Regions from separate parts of the Homo sapiens genome. Here region 1 is linked to region 2. A link is a loop called in an ENCODE intact Hi-C map of the cell type or tissue named here. Cell type or tissue: Panc1. All regions are shown on one strand. Each heading gives the region's core, and the rest is flanking DNA. Links, peaks and the distances in the headings are about the cores only. Region 1 overlaps TIAM2 (TIAM Rac1 associated GEF 2). Region 2 overlaps TIAM2 (TIAM Rac1 associated GEF 2).

What was found. A loop is a pair of places that touch in the nucleus more often than their neighbours do. Peaks named below come from ENCODE experiments on the same cell type or tissue, not always from the same donor. Only the 100,000 strongest peaks of a DNase experiment are listed, where the experiment ranks them.
Region 1: it touches region 2 in a loop (4-fold over the local background); 14 of 110 quality-filtered maps call a loop at or near these places.

Annotation. Positions count from the first base shown.
Region 1 is chr6:155,002,818-155,012,050 of GRCh38, reverse strand. The region is part of intron 1 of TIAM2 (TIAM Rac1 associated GEF 2); the gene reads right to left. It also overlaps the pseudogene LOC100421330. Among named protein-coding and RNA genes, the nearest start is that of TIAM2, 12 kb to the right of the region's middle. In Panc1, for the core only: no CTCF peak of the experiment used is centred there; no DNase peak of the experiment used is centred there; H3K4me3 peaks cover 216 bases; H3K27ac peaks cover 602 bases.
Region 2 is chr6:155,170,805-155,180,037 of GRCh38, reverse strand. TIAM2 (TIAM Rac1 associated GEF 2) reads right to left here. Exons shown (of 27, transcript NM_012454.4): 10 at 3,061-3,222; 11 at 895-999; 12 at 582-660. Among named protein-coding and RNA genes, the nearest start is that of CLDN20, 89 kb to the left of the region's middle. RefSeq lists silencers at 1,822-2,024, 3,377-3,506 and enhancers at 5,000-5,059, 8,182-8,241, 8,272-8,691, 8,732-8,791. In Panc1, for the core only: CTCF peaks have their summits at 2,490 (motif pointing left), 4,916 and 5,122 (motif pointing right); DNase peaks (open chromatin) are centred at 5,167 and 8,739; H3K4me3 peaks cover 1,252 bases; H3K27ac peaks cover 7,723 bases.

The DNA.
Region 1 (9,233 bases), core at 778-8,777, 170 kb after region 2:
TATATTTACAATACTTCTCTTGGAGGAAATCCAGAGTCTACATTTGGTCTTAAAAGAAGTTTCTTCCTACATGGAAGCTATCTCAAAAAGCCAAAACACACACTCAGAAAAGCTGAGCCTCTCGTTAACATTTTCCAAGCATACAGTAGCTACGCACCATCTGGCACCCACCAAAACCCCTCCAAAAGTATCAAAAGACTGCCAACGCCTCTCTGCATTTACAAGAATAATTCCTGAAAAAGTGTCTGTTTGCAGAAGAATTTCACTTCCAGTGATATGCTGATCAAAAGTTTACTGTCTCCCCATAAGAGAGTTGACTGGTTTTAGTGACTTGGCCAAATATCAAAATAGCTGTAATTAAATGGAATTGTGAGAGCCAGATGAGGTATAAAAACTGAGGGTGATCCCAAAGGAACTAAAATTATGCTTAGCACATGTTTAAATTATATACCAGTCACAGGGCAAACCATTGTCAGACACTCTGAGGAGAAAAATAGATCAATATGACCGAAGGAAGTGTGCATTGAGACAAGCTGTTTCATTGTTCAGAACTAAGACTGACTGAAGTGATCGTCTAAGTTTTTCAAAATAAATATCTCACACTCAGTTATTTTGCTATGATATGAAAATTGAGAAGCCACAGGATCTCAATACTGTTCATTAGGATTATAAATGGAAACAAACTCATGGAAGGCAGCAGCTATGTAGGTCAGGTCCAAGGGAGAAATTTTCTAATTCAAAAGATAAGCACAGATTAAATGATCGCCTGTCCAAAAGGTCTCCTAACCAGTGTCAATTCCATAACTACCCCTCCACTCCTGAAAGTGAGGAGTTGTAAAGACCCCTAGAGTCTTACAAATTGCATAACCGCCTGAAATATCCTAAGAATCCCTTTGGTTTGGCTTGGTTTTGGTTTTGGTTTTGGTCATTCCATGTTACAGAGGACTCACTCAACATTACCAAGGACTGAAAAGAACAGCTCCTAAATTTAATTTTTTTTTTTTTTGAGACAGAGTTTCACTCTTGTCACCAAGGCTGGAGTGCAATGGCTCGATCTCAGCTCACCACAACCTCCGCCTCCCGGGTTCAAGCGATTCTCCTGCCTCAGCCTCCCGAGTAGCTAGGATTACAGGCGCATGACACCACATTTGGCTAATTTTTGTATTTTTAGTAGAGACAGGTTTCACCATCAGGCCCAGCACTTTGGGAGGCCGAGGCGGGCGGATCACCTGAGGTCAGGAGGTCGAGACCGGCCTGGCCAACATGAGCCACCGCGCCTGGCCTAAATTTAATTTTTGTAAGCTGGGCGCAGTGGCTCATGCCTGTAATCCCAGCACTTTGGGAGGCCGAGGCGGGCGGATCACCTGAGGTTGGGAGGTACCAGCCTGACCAACATGGAGAAACCCCGTCTCTACTAAAAATAGAAAATTAGCCGGGCATGGTGGCGCATGCCTGTAATCCCAGCTACTCGGGAGGCTGAGGCAGGAGAATGGGTTGAACCCAGGAGGCACAGGCTGCAGTGAGCCGAGATCGTGCCATTGCACTCCAGCCTGGGCAACAAGAGCGAAACTCCATCTCAAAAAAATAAATAAATGAAAATTAAAATGGGTTAAATTATTTCAATTCAATTACACATACCAGCTGCACACAAAGATCACAGCCACATCAGTGTTACCCAAACCCTTTACCCCATTTCTTTTCTTACTAGAATTTCCCCAGTTCTACTAGAAATGAGCTGTGGATCTTTTATGAGCTGTTGCTACCATGAAAATCTCAAGCTAATTTATTGCCTACCTATTTATATATCCTAAACATAGCTTCTTATATCAAAAGGCACAACCTCAAAGTCATAAGTCTTCCGCTTAGATTCTTTCCACTCTCTAACAGTCTACAGTTTCAAGAGTATACAGAATCTGGCCAGCCGTGGTGGCTCACGCCTGTAGTGCTAGGACTTCGGGAGGCTGAGGCACACAAATCACTTGAGGCCAGGAATTCAAGACCAAAACCCCATCTCTACTAAAAATACAAAAATTAGCCAGGTGTGGTGGCGGGCGCCTGTAGTCCCAGCTACTCAGGAGACCGAGACACGAGAATGACTTGAACCCAGGAGGTGGAGGTTGCAGTGAGCCGAGATTGCACCACTGCATTCCAGCCTGGGTGACAGAGTGAGACTCAGCCTGGAAAAAGAGAAAAAAAAAAGAGTATACAGAATCAGAGAAAGCTATGGGTGCGAGGGACCTTAGAAATCCTCTCTTCCACTGGATTCACAACTGTATTAGGTCCTTCAGAGGGGCCCAAGGGGCCTTCTGTCCCTTACAACTGCGTAATTAATATAATTTCCATTTCATCCCTTTTGTATATTATATATTTGGGTCTTGGTTTCACGTAAGTCGTAGTTTGGAACAAAGGATTCCTCTGATTTTCAAGAAAATCACTAATACTGCCTGGACCAAGAGGTATATACAAACCCAGACCCTGAGAAGCTGAATGACGTCTACGGATCCACATCTCCACTCAGTATAGACCAACACTGAGCCTCCAGAACACAGTCTCTCCAAATGCGGCCCCAGATCAGCCACAGTGGCAGCATCACCTAGAAACATCATAGAGATGCAAATTATCAGGCCGAACTCAGATCTTCTGAGTCAGGGCCAGGCATGGTGGCTCACACCTGTAATCCTAGAACTTTGGGAGGCCAAGCCAGGCAGACCACCTGAGTTCAGGAGTTCAAGACCAGACTGGGCAACATGGTGAAGCTCTATCTCTACTAAAAATACAAAACCTAGCCAGGCATGGTGGCTCACGGCTGTAGTCTCAGCTACTCAGAAGGCTGAGGTGCAAGAATCGCCCGAACCCTGGAGGTGGAGGCTGCAGTGAGCCAAGATTGTACCACTACACTCCAGCCTCGGTGACAGAGCGAGACCCTGCCTCAAAAAAAAAAAAAAAAAAAAAAAAAAAAGATCTTCTGAGTCAGAAACAGAGGACAGGACCCAGAGATTTATGCGTTAGCAAGCCCTCCAGGTGATTCTGATGCCCTGAAGTTTGAGAACCTCTGTTCTGGAACAATACCTAATGTGCTTTCCATTATGCTCTTCCTCTCCTATTTCAATCCTACAACTCCAAGGCAGTACATGCTAAGCAACTGCCCCAAAACACTGAACCTAACTACAGATTCACCCACTGAAAACACAAACACATCACAGTAAGGTTTCCAAACACTGCTACAGTACAGTCAGCGCATTTTTCTTTTCTCACAATACAAACATCCACATCCAAAAGGGTCAAATAAAAGTTTGAGTTTCAAGGAATAATTCAAGAGAGTGGAATATACGTACATTCCAGACACTGAGCCTCAGAAGAACTGAGTGATGCTGAGAAATTTACTTCCAGCTTCTCTGGGCACACTGCCTGCGGGGTAGCCCTGCTCTGCAAGGAGCAGGTTAAAAAAAAAAAAATTATTTCCAGAAAAGGAAGGTCCCTTAGACTATCAGTGACCACCAGTGAGTACCAAAGAGACAAAACTTGGCAATATTACTAAATGGAGACAGCTCCTTCCAGGAAAACCTGGTTCAGAGACCTGGAAATGAGTAGGAAAGTGACTGTGTTTCACCCCTAGCCTGAGGCAATTGATTTCTCTGTGCCTTATATTTCTTGAGGTTTGAGGTATATGTTCGTCATGTGCACAGGTGATTTTGCTGACTTTCTGCGTAATATATACATAAGAGGCACTATCCGGACTAACCACTAACTGTAAGCCACATCTCAGTGTCATGCTATTTTAGCAAATTTTAAGAATGCCAAATGAGAAATTACAACAAACACAGTTTTCAAGTGTGTCATATTATCATCTATCACACACAGAAATATAAATGTACTTTTATATCTTGAAATTATTCAAGAATTTTCAATGCACTCTATAAATGTTTAGAGATTTTCCTTTAGACAATGGAAAAAGCCATATGATGTATTATTTAAGGTCGACAATTACATATGTACGTGTCCACATATTTCGGAACAACCCACTTGTTGGTTTGCCGAAAATTCCAACTGTTGGCTGCCAACTCTGTACACTCCACGCCTTAGTGAATTTTCTAATGTGATTTATCAAGCTATCAAAATTTAGCTTCAGTGACAGACAGCTTTTCAGAAAATGCCACGCTGCAGTGACATTCTCTTCTCGACACACACCAAGACTCCTGCAATGGCAACCATCCGACGGGCTCAATTTCCTCACACGTTTAGACTAATGGCCAGGGTGAAACTGATGACAGTCTGACTTAGTGACATCCCCAGATTTTTTAAGACAGGTCATTTTAAAATTCCAATTACATGGTAAACTGAAATAGAACTAAGCAAAGTCCTGCCTGTTGGTATCCCTCAGGAAATGGCCTTTATTGAAGAGACAGAAATGCTTTCTCACTAATATTCATTACAAAATGATGTTTTTAAGTAACCTGACATTTTACCTAATCGTTTTCACTGTCAGTATGCTTATAACTAATATATTCAACAAACCTCTTCTTTAGAAACCAGATGTTTTCCTTAAAAATTTCCTTAAGAATGGCGTGAACCCGGGAGGCGGAGCTTGCAGTGAGCCGAGATTGTGCCACTGTACTCCAGCCTGGGCGACAGAGCGAGACTCCCTCTCAAAAAAAAAAAAAGAAAGAAAGAAAGAAAAAGAAAAATGGTTCCTGTCAAACCATGGATCACCCTGAAATAAGAAAACCTGTGCTGCATTTATATGTGACTGGCCTACAAATCTCTTGCCCATCTCTGGCAAGTTAACTAACATGGTTAGATCCTCACAATCCTATGCAAGCCTATGCAAAGGGGCATCATGCAGGGAAAAGAGACGGGAAGAGAGACCTTGACTCCACTCCCCCACACCCTCCACACACTGAATGCCCTACAAGCGCAAGTCTTACTTTATTTAGGGCAGTTTCTCAAAGTACGATCAAAAAGCCAGTAGCAGACCAGCCGCAGTGGCTTACACCTGTAATCCTAGTAGACCAGCCTGAGCAACATGGCAAGACCCTTTCTCCACAAAAAATACAAAAATTGGCCGGGCACAGTGGCTCATGCCTGTAATCCCAACACTTTGGGAGGCCAAGGCAAGTGGATCACTTGAGGTCAAGAGTTTGAGGCCAGCCTGGCCAACATGGTGAAACCTCATCTCTACTAAAAATACAAAAAAATTAGCTGGGTGTGGTGGTGGGCACTTGTAATCCCAGCTACTCAGGAGGCTGAGGCAGGAGAATCGCTTGAACCCGGGAGGTGGAGGTTGTGGTGAGCCGAGATCACGCCACTGCACTCCAGCCTGGGCAACAGAGTAACACTGTGTCTTTTTTTTTTCTTTTTTTTTTTTTTTGGTGGGGGGAGGTGGGGGAGACAGTCTCTAAAAATGTCGCCCAGGCTGATGTGCAATGGCACAATCTCAGCTCACTGCAACCTCCGCCTCCAGGGTTCAAGAGATTCTCCCACCTCAGCCTCCTGTGTATTTGGGATTACAGGCATGCGCCACCACACCCGGTAATTTTTGTATTTTGAGTAGAGACAGGGTTTCACCATGTTGGCTAGGCTGGTCTCGAACTCCTGACCTTGTGATCCACCCACCTCAGCCTCCCAAAGTGCTAGGATTACAGGCATGAGCCACCATGCCCGATCGAGACTCCGATTTGAAAAAAAAAAGTGCCTTGAGCCCTGGGTGTTACTGCAGCTCTGCCACAGGACTTATGTCCTCTGCTGCCCTGATTATAAACATCTTCTTTACTTGTTTGTCCCTACCACTAGAGTGTGGGCAGCATTAGAGTGTATCTGGTTCCCCACTGACCTCAACGTCAGGGACTTGGTAGGCACTCGGTCACTGATCACCAGCTCTGCCGTGGGTCGGCCTCCCATCTGTAAAACTAATCAGGCAGCACTGCCTCCAGGACCCCGGGGGGCTACACGTGGGAGCCTCCCTGCCCTCTACTCCTCGAGGCTCGAGGACCCAGAGGCAGGCGGCTCGATCCAAGAACTAGTCAGTCAGTGGCTCCTCCTTACCCACCCTTTTCTCCAGTGACTTTTTCAAATGATTCAAATTCCTTGAAAGTAAAGAATCTGGCCAGGTGCAGTGGCTCACGCCTGTGATGCCAGCACTTTGGGATGCCGAGGCAGGCAGATCACCTGAGGTCGGGAGTTCAAGACCAGCCTGACCAACATGGTGAAACCCCATTTCTACTAAAAATAGAAAAATTAGCTGGGCGTGGTGGCAGGCGCCTGCAATCCCTCAGGAGGCTGAGGCAGGAGAATCACTTGAACTCGGGAGGCAGAGGTTGCAGTGAGCCGAGATTACACCATTGCACTCCAGCCTAGGCAACAAGAGCAAAACTCCATCTCAAAAAAAAAAAAAAAAGTAAAGAATTCTCACAGTGCCAGGTGAGGTGGCTCACCCCTGTAATCCCAGCACTTTGAGAGGCCAAGGTGGGTGGATCACTTGAGGTCAGAAGTTCAAGACCAGCCTGGCCAACATGGTGAAACCCCGTCTCTAGTAAAAATACAAAAATTAGCCAGGCATGGTGGTGCACACCTGTAGTCCTAGCTACTCAGGAGGCTGAGGCAAGAGGATTGCTTTAACCTAGGAGGTGGAGGTTGCAGTGAGCCGAGATCGTGCCACTGTACTCCAGCCTGGGCAATAGAGCTAGACTCCATCTCAAAAATAAAAAATAAAAAACAAAAACAAAAACAAAAAACTCTCTCAGGGTCTCTCCAAGATTCCTGGCCCTCTGGCATAGCCTGTACTCAGGATGCCTGGCCTGCTTCCAGACGGAATTCCTCATTTTTATTGTGGAAAGACAGGCAGGCCTCCAGGGTGGAGGTGAAAGGGGAAATGAGGGACAAGCTGCTGATGAGCTACTCCTCCCTCCTCAGGCTGCCAGGCTAATTGGAGAGAGCCTTGCCTTGGGCAACCTGACCTCCATTACCATCCTCCAAGCCTTCTACTCTGGTGCAACTGACCATCCACTGGCTCATCATGGGTTACTCCATGACTGCCTTCTGCCTCTTCACATGGGGCAAATGGCTTAAGGTAAGTGAAGGCCTGCCTGGGAAGCTGAGAGGGACTCACTGCAAACTCTGGCAGTGAGGGATGCTCCAGACTGTGTGCCCACCTCAGCGACCTCTCCCCACTCTATAAATCCATCTTGGGCACATCTTCTTTTGGAGCCTACTATATTTACAAAGCAATGGTACCAAAGAAAGAGGAGTTAAAGGTGATGCAATAGTCTATTCGCCTGGTAAGTAAATGTCCTACAGCTAAGCTCAAAATACCAGGTTACATAACAGAGTAACAGACTTGGAAAAAAAGATGGTATTAAGAGGCCGGGCGCAGTGGCTCATGCCTATAATCCCAGCACTTTGGGAGACCGAGGCGGGCAGATCACAAGGTCAGGAGATTGAGGCCATCCTCGCTAACACGGTGAAACCCCGTCTCTACTAAAAGTACAAAAAATGAGCTGGGCGTAGTGGCGGGCGCCTGTAACAAGTCCCAGCTACTCGGGAGGCTGAGGCAGGAGAATCGCGTGAACCCAGGAGGTGGGGGTTGCAGTGAGCCAAGATCATGTCACTGCACTCCAGCCTGGGTGACAGAGCAAGACTCCATCTAAAACAAACAAAAACAGAAAGATGGTATTGGAAATTTGGGGTGAACTCCAAGGATTAGCCTGGCTACTACATACAGAGTATGGGCCTTGACTACTCTGACTTACTGAGGCACACTAGGAAGACTCTGGAAAGACTACAGACCAGGAGCTAGAAGTGACTCTGACCAGCCTTCCAATCAAACATCTTGTCTTGCAGGTAGCCTACAGCAGGACTGGTGCAGAAATTACTCATCACAGCTAGGCACGGTGGCTCATGCCTGTAATCCCAGTACTTTCGGAGGCCGAGGCAGGCAGATCACCTGAGGTCAGGAGTTCAGGACAGCCTGGCCAACAGGGCAAAACCCCATCTCTACTAAAAATACAAAAAGCAAAGGCACTGATAAAAGTCACATAAGTGCAAAACATCTCACACAACAGACTCAACAGAATGCACTTTTCTGGGGGGAGTTGGGAGAGATGGAGTCTCGCTCCGTCAATCTTGGCTCACTGCAACCTCCATCTCCCAGGTTCAGGTGATTCTCCCTGCCTCAGCCTCCTGAGTAGCTGGGAGTACAGGCAGCTGCCACTACACCCAGCTAATTTTTGTATTTTTAGTATAGACAGGGTTTCACCATGTTGGCCTCCTCCCTGCCCCACCGTGGCAGCTGCGGTGGTAGCAGCACATACACAATCACAGTAAATTGGCAGAGGAAACACACAACCGATTCCTGGCTAGAGGGGGAGAGATAAGGCAGTGTGCATGGGGGAGCCGAGAGGGGAGATGTGGGCCCCTCTGCTCCTCCCACAAGAGTGTCCCCTTTGGCCCCGGTGGAGACTTGGCCCACAGCTGAGGCACAGCTGGGAGCGTCGAGTCTTCCACCTCTCTGACTTTTCTGTTCTCTGGGGCCAGGGAGGCTGTGAAAATGGGGACAAGTAATTTCTTTTCTTTTTTGAGACAGAGTCTCACTCTGTTGCCTAGGCTGAAGTGCAGTGGTGTGATCTCGGCTCACTGCAACCTCTGCCTCCCGGGTTCAAGTAATTCTTGTGCCTCAGCCTCTTGGGTAGCTTGGATTACAGGCGTGCACCACTACACCTGGCTCCCTCAAATGTTTAGGTGACCTGCCAAATGGGTAAAAGGTATATTCCACAACAGAATCTAGAGCTGTTAATATCCAATACAATAACCTTGCCACAATTCCACGCTTCGGAAAAAAACGGATCAACCTTTATGTATTTTAACTTTCAGCACTTTGTTATTGATAAAGTCCATTTAGAGAGTCAAATATTTGGCAAAGGGTCTCTCAATCTCATAATCATATTATAATACTTTTAAAAACAATTTCAATGAACACTTCACACATTCTGTCAACCACCATTTAAGAGTGTTCACTAAAGCACCAGGCTGGATATAAAAGTGGTACAAAAATAAAACAAGCATGGCTGGGCTCAGTGGCTCACACCTATAATCCCAACACTTTGGGAGGCCAAGGAGGGCAGATCACCTGAGGTCAAGAGTTCGAGACTAGCCTGGTCAACATGGTGAAACCCTGTCTCTACTAAAAAAAAAACACACACACACAAAACTTAGCTGGATGTGGTGGTGGGTGCCTGTAA
Region 2 (9,233 bases), core at 976-8,975:
AAAGTGCTGGGATTACAGGCATGAGCCACGGCGCCCAGCTGACCCTCAACTGTTAAACTCAGGGAAGAAAGAAGGAAGTAAAGCTAAAGCAATCAGACACGGCTTCTTCAAGAAAGACCTTGAGTTAGTTCTTGAAGGACAGCAGGATTCATGTCACCAGAGAGGAGGGATGGGGGAAGAAAGAGGAAAGAAGGGGAGCATTCCAGGTGGGAAGAGAAAACTAAGAGCAAAGACACTAGAGATGAAAGCAACTGTCATATGAATCATGAGTTGGTCTGCTCAGAGCAGCACCAGCACACAGTACATTCATTGTGTTATTAATCTATATTTTCAAATTCCCATCAATTTTATATTCATTCCATTTAATTACTTTGGCATTTCCCTCTAATACTAATACCTATCTGTGTCACCTGCTAATATCAATAAATAGAAATGAAGGAAGAGAAAGGAAGTTCAGAAACTACTGTCATATATTCTGAAAATGTGAATGTAAGGGGAAAAAATTAAGTCCAAAGATGCTGGGGCAAAGTAGGCAAAGATGAACAACACAATTCCCTGAAAGGGGCATTCCTTACACTCACCAAAGTCACACACACTCCCAGTCTTCGTGAGCTGCACGTCATAAACATTTAGTGGAAAGACTTCTATTTCATCATAAACCTGCAAAAGGTGAAAACAACAAAATCAGAGGATCTCATGTTATGATACCTCAAAAAATTACTTTGACACTATTTTTCATAAAACAAGAAAGCTGTTAAGATACCGTTTATATAGAGACTGTTTCCAAACTAGACGCCAAATTTAAACAGAATTTTCCCCAAAAATGACATTTTTCAAAATCAAAGGGCCATAGATGTGGTTCAGTTTCCCTTCCTAAAGCTAGTGCACACTTACCTGTTGTTGCATATATTCATATGGTGCAGGGATGCAATACTCAACATTGTCATCTACTAATTTTCGAAGCTGTAGGCCATAATGGCTGGGTTCCAACTGCCTCATCTATAAAGAAAAAGACAGTTATTCAGATTTTAAATGCTCTTTCTAAATCCATCATTGGTTAGCAGGCTTATTAAAAATCAAAGTAGAAATCTCTAAAAGAATACTGCATATAATTTGCTGAATTTAAACCTATATAAGAGCTCGAATTTAAATACTTGTATGCAGGCCAGGGGCAGCGGCTCACACCTGTAATCCCAGCACTTTGGGAGGCCAAGGCGGGTGGATCACTTGAGGTCAGGAGTTGGAGACCAGCCTAGCCAATACAGCAAAACATCGACTATAGTAAAAATACAAAAATTAGCCAGGTGTAGTGGCACACACCTATAATACTAGCTACTCGGGAGGCTGAGGCAGGAGAATCGATTGAACCCAGGAGGTGGAGGTTGCAGTGAGCTGAGGTAGCACCACTGCACTCCAGTCTGGGTGATAACAGCAAGACTCCAACTCAAATAAATAAATAAATAAATAAATACTTGTATGCAAAAAAGTAAAGGAGGACAATTATTTTTAAGAAGGTTTTCGCTGAACAATATTGCTTATGATTAAAGGCAAGAGATGCATTTTTAAGAGATTACGGTAGAACATATCTGACAGTAAAATAAATCTTATCAGCTCAGCAAATGCCATCTCTTTAGTTAGGTTAAGCCTAACCTTGTTTCTCATTACTAAAGTACAGAAATTTGTAAAATGTTAACAAATCTACAGACTTAAGAATGTCCTACTCCAAAAACTTTCAAAACGAAAATGTGTACGCACACACACTCATATTTTCTCTCGCATGCATATTTTCAACAGTGAGAAATTTATCTCAGGCCTATGCTCTAACTGGGTCAAATTGACCCACTACATCTTTTTTTTTTTTTTTTTTTTTTTAATTTGAGACGGAGTCTTGCTCTGTCGCCCAGGCTGGGGTGCAGTGGAGCCATCTCGGCTTAAGGCAAGCTCCACCTCCCAGGTTGACGCCATTCTCCTGCCTCTGCCTCCCGAGTAGCTGGGACTACAGGCGCCCGCCACCACACCCAGCTAATTTTTTGTATTTTTAGTAGAGACGGGGTTTCACCGTGTTAGCCAGGATGGTCTCGATCTCCTGACCTCCTCGGCCTCCCCAAGTGCTGGGATTACAGGCATGAGCCACTGCTCCCAGCTGACCCACTACTTCTGATACCCTTTATTACTCAGAAAATTATCAGTTTAATGGAGGATATCATTGGTATAGAACATTGTTGGTTTTCTGAATAAAAACGTTACATATGGGAGCAAAAGGAAATTAAGTTCCTAAGGATATAAACTACATATAAATGTAGAGAATCCTAATGTTTCAAGTCAAAGTGAAAAAGGGGGACTAAAATTAAACATTTTTCACATTTATTAAGTGCACATGATTAAGTGTTGCCAAACTCTATATGCCTTTTTCACCATTTCAACATAGTTGATTGTATTTTCTCTGGAAACTTAAAACTATTTAAGCTCTACTGCACCACCTGGTGGTCTAAAAGCTTCTGATCTGATGTTGCTGAATATATTCTCTCTCAGAGGGCTCTCTTTAAGACTTACCATAAACTCCCTTCTCAGATCAGGAATGAAACCCAGTTTGAAAAATGAATAAAACATCATCTTATATTAATCTCCATAAAGCAACTGTGAATATATCAAGTTTCGTGTTTAATCTGGAGAAATCCGATAAAACTATTTAGGATTAAATTAAATTACCTCAAAGTTTATGCCGCCTTCTTATAACACACCATCTCTAAGTAACTTAAATAGCAACGGATTTCATAATTATTCTAGATATCAAAGTATACATAGAATTTCAGTAGATTAGCTCAGGTTCTTCATGGAAGTGTGGGATCATGACCTAATAACTCATTCTTCTAAAGAGATCAAGGAATAGAATGCAAATTAATGAATATGCTAATAAATATATTAACTAATAAATATGCTAATATGTTCCCTGGCATGGAAACTGGGCCCTTGAATATCACATGAATTTAGAAGGCATAAGATTGCAACATTAATGATTATTTCTATTCAGAAATATATTTCTGCAGCAAAATCCGTTACCTTGCATGCCAAAGTCAAAATATCTTCTACTCTGTGCTCTGGCTTGATCCCTACAGTAACTCCGTGATTGTCCTGAAAGTGGACATAAGTCTGGATTTCCCATGCATTGTCTCGGGGAACACCGTCTACTGTTGAACCATATATATGCAGAAGTTCATCGACCTGTTTGTAGATGCCAAAAGAAAATGCAGACAAATTTGATTAACAAATGAAGGAAACCACCGGCCAAATGTCCTGTTCATTTACGGAGTATTTAGAGTAAACGCTCACACGCTTCACATCACTGGCTTCTCACAGCCCTCTGAGGCTGACAACGTTTCCTCACTCATTTTATCAGATGAAACTGCAGCCATGGGAAGCAGAGTGAAAGTTAGTGACTGCCTGTCCTGTGTTCTTTCCACTGTGTCAATTGACCGCTTATGCCAAGTTAGAACACCACAATCCGGCTGGGAACGGTGGCTCACGCCTGTAATCCCAGCACTTTGGGAGGCCAAGGCGGGTGGATCACCTGAGGTCAGGAGTTCGAGACCAGCCTGGCCAACATGGTGAAACAGCGTCTCTACTAAAAATACAAAAATTAGCCAGGTGTGCTGACGTGCGCCTGTAGTCCCAGCTACTTGGGAAGCTGAGGCAGAAGAATCGCTTGAACCTGGGAGGCAGAGGTTGCAGTGAGCCAAGATCATGCCACTGCACTCCAGCCTGGGCAACAGAGTAAGAGTCTGTCTCAAAAAATAAAAAAAGAACACCGCAATCCATGTAAGGGCTGCTGAGTATCCACGCTTACTGCTCTGGGATCATGGTTGAGAAGGGCCACTGTGAAGCCTGCATCTCAGCCATAATCCCTCTCTGACCTCCCACTGAATTCCAGACACACCTTGTCCATGGTCACTGACATCTGCCTGCCATCCTGACTCTGAACTGCACTTAATCCAGCACAAGCTTTCTCTTCTAAGACTATCTGTGTTTTTGTCTTTGTTTCTTCTTTTTAATTTTAGCCTGACTCATCACTGACAGAAATCTATTTGTTCCTTAAAATTAACCCATAGTCCTGGGAAATCTTTTCTCTATCCTTCAGCTATCTCACACATAGACACTGTTGGAAAATCATCTCAAAGAATACCACCTTCAGGAAGCCTTTCCCAAAAAAGTGTAGTGTGCCAACTACATCATCACAACAATTGCTGACTTCATGCTAATACGTCCTTTTGTAATTCATAACAAAAATAGCATACATTTCTTAAGCGATGTAGACATGTTTCTCTCTGGGTAGGTTCTTATATTCACATAGCAGTAAAGAAAAGATTTGGGGCTTCGAAATCAAAAGTCACAGACTCTACCAGCAAAGTGTGGCCTAGGACAAGATTTACCTTGCTACGTACGATTCAGCTCCTGTTTTGTAAAAGAGGATATTATTAATATAATTCATATTGAAAAAATTACTTGTTACTTAAGTTTTTGTGAGCAAAAGAGGTCACTTATGTGAAACACCTTACATACCAGAAAATGTCACCTGTAGATTCAATACTATCACATTATTATATATCATTCATCATACTTTAAAGTTATCATTAATGGGTGATTTTACTTTGAATTCCATGCATTTTTAAATACAAAGTAAAAGATCCTCCTATGCAGGATTTAAAAACTAGAAGAGACATCGTAAAGAAATTTAAAAGAAGAAAGCAAGGGAAAAATCTGTCTCTCTGTGCCATCTTTTTGAAAACATGGTGCTCAATTTTGAAGTGACATTTCTGGATTTGTCTTGGATCTGTCGCTTTCAGTACATTTTTCTGGAAGGATGATCACAGCCAGAATGCACATCCCCACACGTGCCAATGCCAAAGGAAAAGACAGGACCAGATGCAAGGAGCCAGGGATGCCAGGAACCAGCCCGGACACTCTCTGCTAAAGGCTCTTGTCTTACACAGGCACATTTTTTTCCCTGGTTCATTCTCTCGGGTACTTTTCATCTGGGCAGTGATTTCAACCCGGTGCTTAGCAACAAACAGATGCTGCCTTAAAGGTGCAGGCCCCACCTCTGAAACCAGGCTTGTTGAGAAGCAAACTAAAACCCAGCAGAGGTCACTGTGGAGTAAGAAACATCACAAAGAACAAGGCCCGGAGGAAGTCACAGGCTCCCACTGAGGGTGACAGAGCAATTAATTTACTGCTGCACTTTTGGAGATCAGGAAGAACGTAATTATGGATAAACAGGTGTGGGAGGAACATGAGCAGTACAAATTAACACTGTGCCTTCACACCCTCTTGTTCTCACCGTTACTGACAATCAGAGAAAGACTGTATCACTTGGCCGGGCGCCATGGCTCACGTCTGTAATTCCAGCACTTTGGGAGGCCGAGGCCAGTGGATCACCTAAGGTCATGAGTTCAAGACCAGCCTGGCCAACATGGTAAAACCCTATCTCTACTAAAAATAAAAATTATCCGGGCATGGTGGCACGCGTCTGTAGCCCCAGCTACTCAGGAGGCTGAGGCAGGAGAACAGCTTGAACCTGGGAGGCAGAGGTTGCAGTGAGCCAAGATCGTGCCACTGCACTCCAGCCTGGGCGACAGAGGGAGGCTCCATCTCAAAAAAAAAAAAAGACTGCATCTCGTGAGACCAAATGAAACAAGCTCCTGATGTGCCATCAGTTCACTCACCACTCACAGCCAGCCCTCTCAGGAAGGCACCATCATCACTTCCTATGGAAAAGGCAAGAAAAATATGGCTCAGGAAATTCTAGAAACTTGCCCAAGTTTACACAACTAGTGCCTATGGTACTCCGGGGATCTGAAGGGTGGAAGTCTGGGATGAGCTGGTTCACACCACCACTATACTACACAGAATGCCCGCCTGGCAGTTAACTCCCTTTATATAAAATGGGTGCAACCCAAATCTCCTGATTACTTTCCATTATTCTAAGCCACACACCATGTTCCCATTGAACAGAATGGCTCAGGGAACATTCCCCAGAAGGGAGTGGCATGCTCCTGCTCCACACCGGTGCTCACTTCCATCTCCTCTCTCTGCTGTACCGTCCTTACAAGTAGAGTCAGTGCTGAAACCATATATACCCTCCAACCTGGTTTAAAATGCCCCTGTCTTATGAATTCTCTCCTATCTCTCCTTTCTCTGCCCTCAAGTCCTCTCACTTAGATGAGTTTACTCTCCTATGTCCCTGGTACAGCATTTGGCAAAGCCCAGCTCACAGGAGAGTCACTTCTAAGTCCCGCACCAGGAGAAGATGAATACCAGCAGAGGCTTTGTCTTCTGCATCCTCATTCTCCCTCAGCCATTAACACAGTGCGTCCCACACCCAGGACACACCCAAAACTTCAGTGCTGAGCTGGATACAACTAGAAATTCACAGTCATATTACAGGCAGAAGGGTAAACGCTGTCCGTTTTCAGTATCTTACTCAAATCTGTTGACATAGTGTCAAGTTCTTAATGCTCTCTGGAAGCTTCGAGAAGAAAAATTAACAGATTATTGAAGGAGAATAAGTTCTGGACAAGAGAAAAGTGTGCAGATAGATGGAAGGATGGAAGGACAAAAGAAATAATCCTATTAAAATCCATTAAACAAGGTGCTGTGCTACAACTGCTCTGAGCAATGGTTTTCTGAGTCTACACTGTTGACCCAAGATCTAGTGAACCATAGAAGAGAAGACGCCTATCAAAGCCAAGGCCATCAAAGAGTAAGACCCTCTCAAGAGAGTCCCTCAATGAAAAGTTAAATGTAATTTTTGGTGTGTGTTAGGCAGACAGACAGACAGACACACACACACACACACACACACACACACACAACCCTCACAAATGTATACAGTTCAAGAAAAGTAAAACCTGGTTATTCAAAGGAAGCACCAAGAATTTAAAATTAATTTATTAAAACTAGAAAAAGAAAAAGCTACTTGGTGCTTACAGATCTCTTAGGTTGTTGTAAGCTTTGCCCATTTGGAGGGAAAGTTGGATTAATTCTCTGAAGGAAGGTCAATGCTATCCAAGTTGAAAATACACATGCTTTAGTTTCAGGAAGCCAGATGAAATATTCTCCAATATTCTTTTCATAAAAAGAAGAGAGAATCCTAAAAATAAGCATTAAAAATGGAGCCATCTGGAAAACTCTTTTTCCAGGTTACCCATGTCAAAGATGCTGCTATGTTAAATTAACCTTTTTAACCACCCAGAATTCCACGGTTGGCTACCTTTGCCAGGACTGTTACGCACCTACCACGCCTCCTACTCTACTTCCTCCCATCAAAGAAAAAAAAAAAAAAAAAAAAAAAAAATATATATATATATATATATATATATATATATATATATATATATATTTCCAACTAGCCTCTTCAAGGTTTCCTGGTCCTGAGAATGCAAATGGAGACAGAAAAAATACAATAATAGCAAGGCAATCCAGGTCAAATCTCAGCCTTGTTAGGGGCTGTTATCTAGTGCCTCTGCACTTCTGTTCCTTCACCTTCAAAAGAGGTTAAAAACGCCAGCCTCGTGGGGTGGTTAGGAGACTGATGGGAGGAATTGCATTTGAAAGACATAAATTGTAAAGATTTTTTTTGGAAGCTGAGGCTGGATCAGGGCATTATACTGTACTGGGAGTAGCTACTGCATTTCAGCGATGGCCACTATAAAGAACTTCCTGAGAATCATCCTTTGTTCCAAAGCCCTGGGCCACTGTTCTGGCCACTGCTGCTCAGATCACCTTGCAGTCAGCTCCAACTGGCCATCACGACACGGGAACATCACTGGGCTGCAGCCACAGTCACTCCAGACTGACTAGTGAACGTCTGCAAATCACTTTAGCTCTCCTTGGAGGGCATTCCACAGAAGTATTTATTATTATTATTATTACATCAATGGTCCTGAAACCACATGTCAAATTACTTATGCTCAGTATGCAGCAAGGAGAAAAAATTGAAACTCCGTGTGTTCTCACAGCAGATGCTTTTGGATCAAATGGCTTGTAATTACTACTTGGATCACTGAAGGGAAGTGAGTAGCAAAATCACAATCTGGCTGTCACAAATGGGCCCAAACCACCACAGTGGCTGATAAAAGGAAAGTCTATTTGCAAGGGAGATGAGGAGAAAACACAAAAGGGAGTTGCACGCTCCCAGTTTTCTTAACAACAGTAAAATGTCATAGAAGAGAAAGTGTTTATTTCCTTCTTGGACTGAGGCCCACACATCGGTTGATATGAAAGAAAAACAAAGATGGATCTAGCTAGCTCGCTAGCTGTATGCATATATATATGCTATGTAGGGTTGTGTATTAATATTCTCTCTAAACAGATTACCATACTGTGGTGAAGAGTAAGCTGTTTCATTCATATTTTCCATTTAAGAAAACAATATTAGGGGGTTTGTTTTGGTTTTGGGGTTTTTTGGGGTTTTTTAGGTTTTTTTTTCAGTTTACAGCTCATGACTAAGATGACAATACTGCATTCACTCACTGCCACAGAAAGTTGGAATACCCCAAGCCAATTTTCCAGAAGAAGGGGCCAAGGCCCAGGGGCTGTCACAATTTCTGCAATGAAGCTTCTGGGGTTGCCGCCATCTGAGCCTTAGTGGGGACTTTGTTGTCACAATCTCCATGACAAACACCTCCCTTCAAAGGCCGTGTAAGACTCACTATTACTCATCCAGACGTTCGTTATGAAAAGCTTTCATTTTTGGCAAGCCAAAGTGTCCTCTAAAAAAATGTTCAAGTAAGACTGGCTTTATTCCAGACTTAACAGATTTTGAATTAGGGTGACTCACTGTTGGGCTGTTATATGATGCATCAATTAGAGTGAAATAGTTTAAAATGCACACGGCCCCTCCCTCACAACAGCCTTTCTGTGTTATAGAAATGGGCGTAATGTACTTATTGTATAAAAATAGGTTTGTGCAGGTTACAAGTATTCTCCAAGAATGATTAGCAGATGAAAAGTAGCAAAATGAAATATTAATTATTTAGCCAGCTCAGGCAGAATTTTAAGTCCCAGAGATATAAAAAAACAAATTACACCCTTAGTTCTATCTGCCATTCTATCTGAATCTAGTTATCTGGGTACGATAGCACAGAAATTACAGAGGCTGCATTAAAATTGTCCTATAAATGAAAGGAATTTCTTCAGTATCCCTACATCACAAGTAATGCTTAGCTAAAACAAAT